2 separate regions of the Mus musculus genome follow, and region 1 is linked to region 2. Evidence: chromatin contacts called from ENCODE Hi-C or POLR2A ChIA-PET data. All regions are on one chromosome and are shown on one strand. The core of a region is the stretch at or near the end of the contact, and the rest is flanking DNA. Distances in the headings are between cores, read along the strand shown. Region 1 holds the start of 4930413E20Rik (a long non-coding RNA gene). Region 2 holds the start of Sfrp1 (secreted frizzled-related protein 1).

Region 1 (3,347 bases), core at 361-2,860, 120 kb before region 2:
ACGTGGAGGAAGGTGACTCAAACATAGTAAAAACATTATATGAGCCAGTGTTAATCAGAGGCCTGTGCAGCAGCAGAGAAGATTCTAGCAGAAAAGCGATTCTGTGGTGTGGTTGAATCAAAGGAGGCTCCATGTGGCCAACAATAAGAGACTGCAGGTGAGGCTTTGAGGTAGGCAGGGCCACAAGACCTGTTGTGCTACCCAGCATAACTAGATTTGGTTCATAATAGTAAGAAAACCGATATAAAGATAGGAAGAAGAAAAAGGAGAAGAAAAATATAATGAGGAAAATGGGTTATGACTTCCCAGTAGCTATAATTATATTATTGGCTTGGGTTGTTATTTCTTGAGACACTTTATAACCCAGGCTGGCTTAGAACTCACTATGTGACAGCCTCAGTCTCCAAGAGCTAGGATTACAGTACCACCAAGCCCAGCTCTCTATGGCTCTCATTCTAATCTTGAAAAACGACTTTAAATGTCTACATTAGCTTTGTCCTCTTGAGACCCAGGAATGAGATGATCTCAGCTTTGAAATAGCTAAGAGCAAAAAGTCTAGCAGACAGTGCTGGAGGCAAACTGCCCCTGTGCTCTCCCACTGCTGAGATGTGTGGTCCTTCCTGAGTCACCAGAACCTCTGAGGTGCCTTGACTCCGTTGCCGGATCTAGATGGTCCTCCATTCTCCAACAGTAAGATGGCAAGAGATGTTGGTAAAGGCTCTGATGCAATCCAGAGATGTCCTGCTGAGGCTCCGAAGGCGTCTGTGGTGGGCATACATTCACAACAGAAAGGAGCTACCTATTTCACCAGCATCGTCTCCTTTGCCAGCCTTTCCAGATGCCCACAGAGAGTCTGCCTGTCAGTTACAGCTTTAAGTTCTGAGTGACCCAGCTTCAGTATTTGAACATTCTAGAAGAGTCCAGTCCCTGTTGCCTAGGGGGTGGGGAAGGGGGAGATTGTGACTTCAAGATTTTGGCAAAGGGGCAGACATCCAAAAACAAAACTCTTTTGTTTGGAAAGAGGAAAAAAAAACCCTGAAACATTTCTATAAACTCAAAGTGCCAGAATACTTTTAGATTCAGGATTTAAATGTGGTTTGTGAATGAGACACCACTGGCTTATGGGAACTTTAAGGTAATGTTTTGTATGCCAGGAGCTTGTGGGGAAAGGACTGCTCAACATCTCTCCCATTGAAGTCACATGGGGTCCTTGAAGATAGGCTGCCGAGACAGCACAAGTCCTCAGGGAGCAAGGAGCTCTGCTGGTTTACTGCACGGCCCTCACCTTGCAGCCCTTACTTGGGGACAAAAAGGAGGGACTGATAACCTAAACTGCCCACTGCTTGTTGATTAAAACCAGGTGCTTTGTTATTTTTACATAAATGAACGAACAAACAAACAACTCACACGTTTAAAACTTACATTAGAGACAGGCGACAGTCCCCCAGGGACTCTGCTGTCATCAGCTTGAGGACCAAGGTAGGTGTCCCCTCAAAGGGACTCAGGCCTATGTCAATAGAAGGACCTCATCTACATGCTTGCCCTGGGCCCGTCAAGATTCTTCCGGCCATAAATCATGTGTTTCCAGAGCAGATGGCTTTAGCTTGATCCCGAGACAGCCCTTGTAAACCTCCCATCAAAATACATTCTTAATATGGACCAGGGTGGCGGCAGACTGTCAGAGAGAGCTGGGGAGGAGAGATTATTGAGGGCAGAACCAGCTTCATTAAATGCCTTTCAATGTGTGTTGAGACAGATGGAAGGGAACTTGTCCAGAGGCTTCCAGAGCTTTCTGCACTAGGGGGCTCCACCCCCTCATCTAAACATGCCCCTCCCACTCGGCCCCGCCCACTTCTCCCACTCGGCCCTGCCCACTCTGCCCTTCCCACTCTTCTCTTTGTTGCTGACACTCTTCATATCAATAGCTCAGAGATTATTTTTAGAATAACAAAACTTGTTAGAAGCCCATACCGCTTTTATGTTTTTGCTGCTGCCACAGGTGTCATAAGGCAGGTCTCCTTCCACAGCATACATGGCCAAAATGTGTAGCAAACTTTAGCACATTAATGTGTTTCCAATGGGACCCTTTGTGCACTGCATGAGACACTAAGAAAACAGAGAGAGAGAGAGAGGGGGGGGGGGGGAGAGGAGAGAGAGAGAGACTGAGAGAAAAACAGGAAAGGAGATACATGGAAAAGAAGAAAGAAATGAAAAAATACCACAAAATCAAAATACCACAAAACTGTTAGCCTGGGAAGCCCAGTCAGACCTGTTCTCAAGCAAACACATGGGACCTTGGAAGCACTTCCATGTGGTCCTCAGTATGGCAGCTGTGAAGCCAAGACCGTGAGAGCACGGCCTCTCTGGGTTATTCCTCCTCAAGAAATCTGGGTGCCAGACCCACTGCTCAGTGAGGTCACATGCTTTTTTGTCTGCACCCTGTTCTACTTCAACAAAGGATGTGAATGGTAGAGGAAAGAAGCAAGCAGGCCTCTGGTTATCATGGTACATCTACTGCATGCCCTTTGGGTACAAACCATAATAATCTACTTTGGTTGGAACCTTTTCTTCCCAATACTGCATCAGGCTGGCGTGTTATCCAAGTTAGATAAAAGCCAACTAATTTCTGGTTCTTGCTGGTCCTTGCTGGTAGGTTCAAAACTGCCCCCCTTAAGCACTTATTGAACACACACTTAGAAGACGATGCTTCATGCCCGGGGGACAAGTGTGAGCCAAACATGAAGTTGACCTGTTAGCTTTCCAGTCTCTGTGAAGCTAGATTGTGTCAGTGTGTCCAGCTTTGGCTGTACTCAGAATCCCCATTAACACAACAGCCAAATAGAACCACTTATACTATAAAATTTCCCTAGTGCCCCTAAGCAGTGAAAAATCACCAGGAAAATTACCTCAGTCTATCAAGCTCTAAGAGTGGATGGCTCCCGAATAAAGGAACAGACCCTCCATAGAGCAATGGCTGCTGTATAATAGCCTCTAAGCCCTCCCACAGCAGCCCCGACCACGTCAAGGGACCTAAAGACTACAAAGGTTCCTTTAAAAAGGAACTGCTTTCTTGGCTAAGATGTAGAGTCTTACGTCCCTTGAAACAACCTGCTGCCTGGAAATCTACAAAAAGGTGGCCCCAAATTATTTCTGGGAGATTGACATTGGCATTTATTTTATTTTATTTTTCATGAATAACCGTTACAGAAAGAGAACTGAGAGTCTGTCTTATCTTTATGGATTTAAATTTGCTTTCCTTCCAGTCAAAGGCTCAGATAAGAGGGTGTACTAGCTGGTTTCATGTGTCAACTTGACACAAACTGGAGTTATCACAGAGAAAGGAGAGT
Region 2 (3,161 bases), core at 387-2,886:
AATTCGGGCCCCCCAGGGTTCAGTATTTGCAGCACCCAATTTGCAGGTCCTCACCCTTCCAGGAGGAGATAAACAATGAGCTAATTACATTTTTATCTTTCTAATTACCCAAGGATTTGTGTGAAGGAGAGAAGCAGGGGGTAAGCAAGGCTGGGGCACCAGAGGTTTTTGCATCCCCCTTGGTTTGCTAAACTCAAGGTTGCTGCCTGAATTTAGAGGGGAAGAAAGAGAAGTTGCGCTTTCTAAACTTCTTTCCTCTTCCAGATCTGCAACACGACTGGAAGATAAGCTGAGCAAAGAGGATTTCTTGTTGATGGTTTTGTTTTTAGAGAAAAAAATTACAAACTTATGAAAATAAATCCCTCCGTCTTACGTTTGGGGTTGTTTGTTTGTTGTTGTAGTTTGAGCGAGTGGTTTTCCAAGGGAGCAGTGTCTGTCTCGGATGTTAACAGTTTTGGAACAGGACACCGCACTCTCTCTGAAGAGATAGACGTCCTTTTATTTAAAACCTAAGCTTTGCTTTCTTTCAGGTATGGAAAACGCCAGACTGGAGCTTAGGAAGAGCAGCTCCAGGTCTCCCCTCGCCCCCCCCAACCCCCCCCCCCCCACGGCCGAGGCTCACCAGCCATCAGGGAGTACCTGGAGCGGGAGAAGCGCCAAGCGATGCCTGGGCCTCCCAGAAGCTTTAGGGATCGGGTCTGCACACCTTGCGGGTTGCGGTGCGCGGCTCCTGAGCTTTCCCCCTCTACAGCCCTGGGCCAGTGCGGATGGGCGCGGGGGTTCGCGGGCGTGGGAAGGCATACCCTTACCTTGGGGCTTAGAGGCTTCCGTGGTATTGGGCGGGGTCATGGCGATGCAGACGTCGCCCTCGGGGAACTTGTCACATTTGAGCATCTCGGGCCAGTAGAAGCCGAAGAACTGCATGACCGGCTCGCACGAGTCGCGCACGGCCTCGCAGAGCCAGCGACACGGGTAGATGGGCCGGTCCAGACAGACGGGCGCGAAGAGCGAACAGAGGAAGACCTGGGTGCCCATGTGGCAGTTCTTGTTGAGCAGCGGCACCCAGCTGCTGGCCTGCTGCTTCACCTCTGCCATGGTCTCGTGCTCCAGCAGGTTGGGCAGCACCATCTTCTTGTAGCCCACGTTGTGGCACAGCCTCAGGTCCACCGGGATGTCCACGCACTGCGGGGGCTTGGTGTAGAAGCGCCCGCTCTGATACGAGCCGATGTCGGACTGGAAGCTCACGTAGTCGTACTCGCTGGCCGAACCCGCGGCCAGCAGAGCGGCGGCCAACGCCAGCAGCACTCCCGAGGCGGCCCCGCCGCGACCCCGCGCGCTGCGCCCGACGCCCATGTTGCTCGGCGACGTCGGGGCTGCCCACGCTGCCTTCACGCGCGCGTCCCGCTGCAAACTTCCCGGAGCCTCCGGGGACAAAGGCGCAGTGCCGGGCCCCGTCCGGCTCGGCGGCTGCGCGCTGCTCCCCGGGTCTCCGATCGATGGGGTCCTCCGCTGCAGCAGGTCGCCGCGGCGGGGCTGGCGCGGGGCGGGGAGCGCGCGGGGCCGAGTGCTGTCCCGGCTCGCAGAGGCGCGGCGGGCTGCGGGCTGCTGCACCTACTTGCGACGCTGCAGCTCGAATGCGCGGTGTGCGGGTGGCCGAGCCCTGGATCTCCCCGCGCGCAGCCAATCAGCTCCGCGCTGCCGGGAGCCGCTCTCCACACCGCGTCAGTCAGCCGCGCAGTTAACCAATCGCCGCGCCGGCCAGAAGGATCGGTTTACTAGAACTAGACCCAGGTCAACACCCCTTAAAAAGCAAAACCAAAAACTAAGCAAGTACTTTCGAAGGAGGCAAAAGCAAAAGGGAGAGAGTAGTTAGAAGTGCGGGGTGGGTGGAGTCGGAGTTGGACGCTGTAATTAGAGTGAGTCGGTTTGTTTAAAAAAAAAAAAAAGGACTCTTCATAATACTTGCAAATTGATGCAGTTGTGAAGACTTTTTTCTACTTCTTTTCCTAGTTCCAAGGAACAACGCAACAGACCAGCAGCCCTTCGCTCCACGGTTTTAATCTTAGCTGCTTCCCAGCTGCTCGGATGGGCAGGCTGAATTTAGGGAGCTCTTTTAAATTCCCGGGGAGTCTGGGCTTTTGCAAAGACTAAGAGAAGGTGGTGTTTGTGGCTGTGTTCCAGGTGACCGAAGGTAGAACGGGAAAGGGGCTCACTGCGGAGAAGAGCACTGATCATGTGGGTATTAGCTCCCAAGGACAGTTGACGTTTTTAAACGATGTTTTTAAGACCCTACTCAAGTCTCAGCTCTGCAGACAACACATATGTGCACAAACTTACACACACACACACACACACACACACACACACACACAGACGCGTTTGTGGATTAGAAAGCCAAAGCACTAAAAATACCAGCAGTACTGGGTGGGTGGATACCAACTCAAGATACACATGCTAATTCAGAGGTCAAAAACCAAAGGTGTGTCACCCCCTCCCGCATAAGGCAGAAGCCAGGCAAGAAAGAATAACTAAGTCGTCCTCTAGCCTCCCCCACCCCTGACCACACACACCCACTACTCACTTCCTGGGAATTGCTTGAGTGTTCCAAATACTCCCCTTACATTCAGAGAGCTAGGGGTGGGATCTAGAGTAGAGAGGAGACCGCACAAGCAGCCGGAGAAGTTCTCTGGATCACCTCATTCTGTGTTCTTCATAGTGGGTGGAGGGGCAGCAGAGGATGCAGTGTGTTGCGGTACTGGGTGGCAAATGGGTCGCCACTCCTAGTTGCAAAGCCCAACACAGTGGGAGATGCCGCTGGCCCAGGCGGCTGGTTTATAAAGCTCTGGGGAGTCTTGCTTTCCACTCAATAGACCCAATTTCTCCTTTCCGAGTAAAAGCTCCGGAACTTGCAAAGATGCGGGGATCCCTTCTTAAAGCAATCATACACACGCTGATGCTGTGACTCTACTGCGGGAAGCAGCTGCAGCAGGCGGTCAACATGCCTGTCCTTCCTAGGCTGATGAAAGATGCCCAAACCAAACAGGCACATTTGGGTAAGGGAGAAAGTCCATGCGGAGCAAGACTGTGGATGGCCAAGGGTTAATCAAGAAACAGCCCGCAGTGCTCTCCTCCCCGAGGAGCTAAGGAATCACATTCTTCAG

What was found. Hi-C counts contacts between places; a loop is a spot of excess contacts on that map. ChIA-PET counts read pairs that join two places held with the same protein, here RNA polymerase II (POLR2A).
Region 1: POLR2A ChIA-PET joins it to region 2 with 24 read pairs in Patski. The contact joins the promoter of 4930413E20Rik here to the promoter of Sfrp1 in region 2. A Hi-C loop is called at or near these places in 1 of 37 maps with a recorded cell type or tissue (adrenal gland). POLR2A ChIA-PET finds 5 or more read pairs at or near these places in 1 of 5 experiments (Patski).

What each region holds. Positions count from the first base shown.
Region 1 is chr8:23,532,735-23,536,081 of GRCm38, reverse strand. It overlaps 4930413E20Rik (a long non-coding RNA gene), which reads right to left and starts at 1,610. Exons shown (of 2, transcript XR_378805.1): 1 at 1,423-1,610; 2 at 343-934.
Region 2 is chr8:23,409,977-23,413,137 of GRCm38, reverse strand. It overlaps Sfrp1 (secreted frizzled-related protein 1), which reads right to left and starts at 1,636. Exons shown (of 3, transcript NM_013834.3): 1 at 810-1,636. The coding sequence starts at 1,353.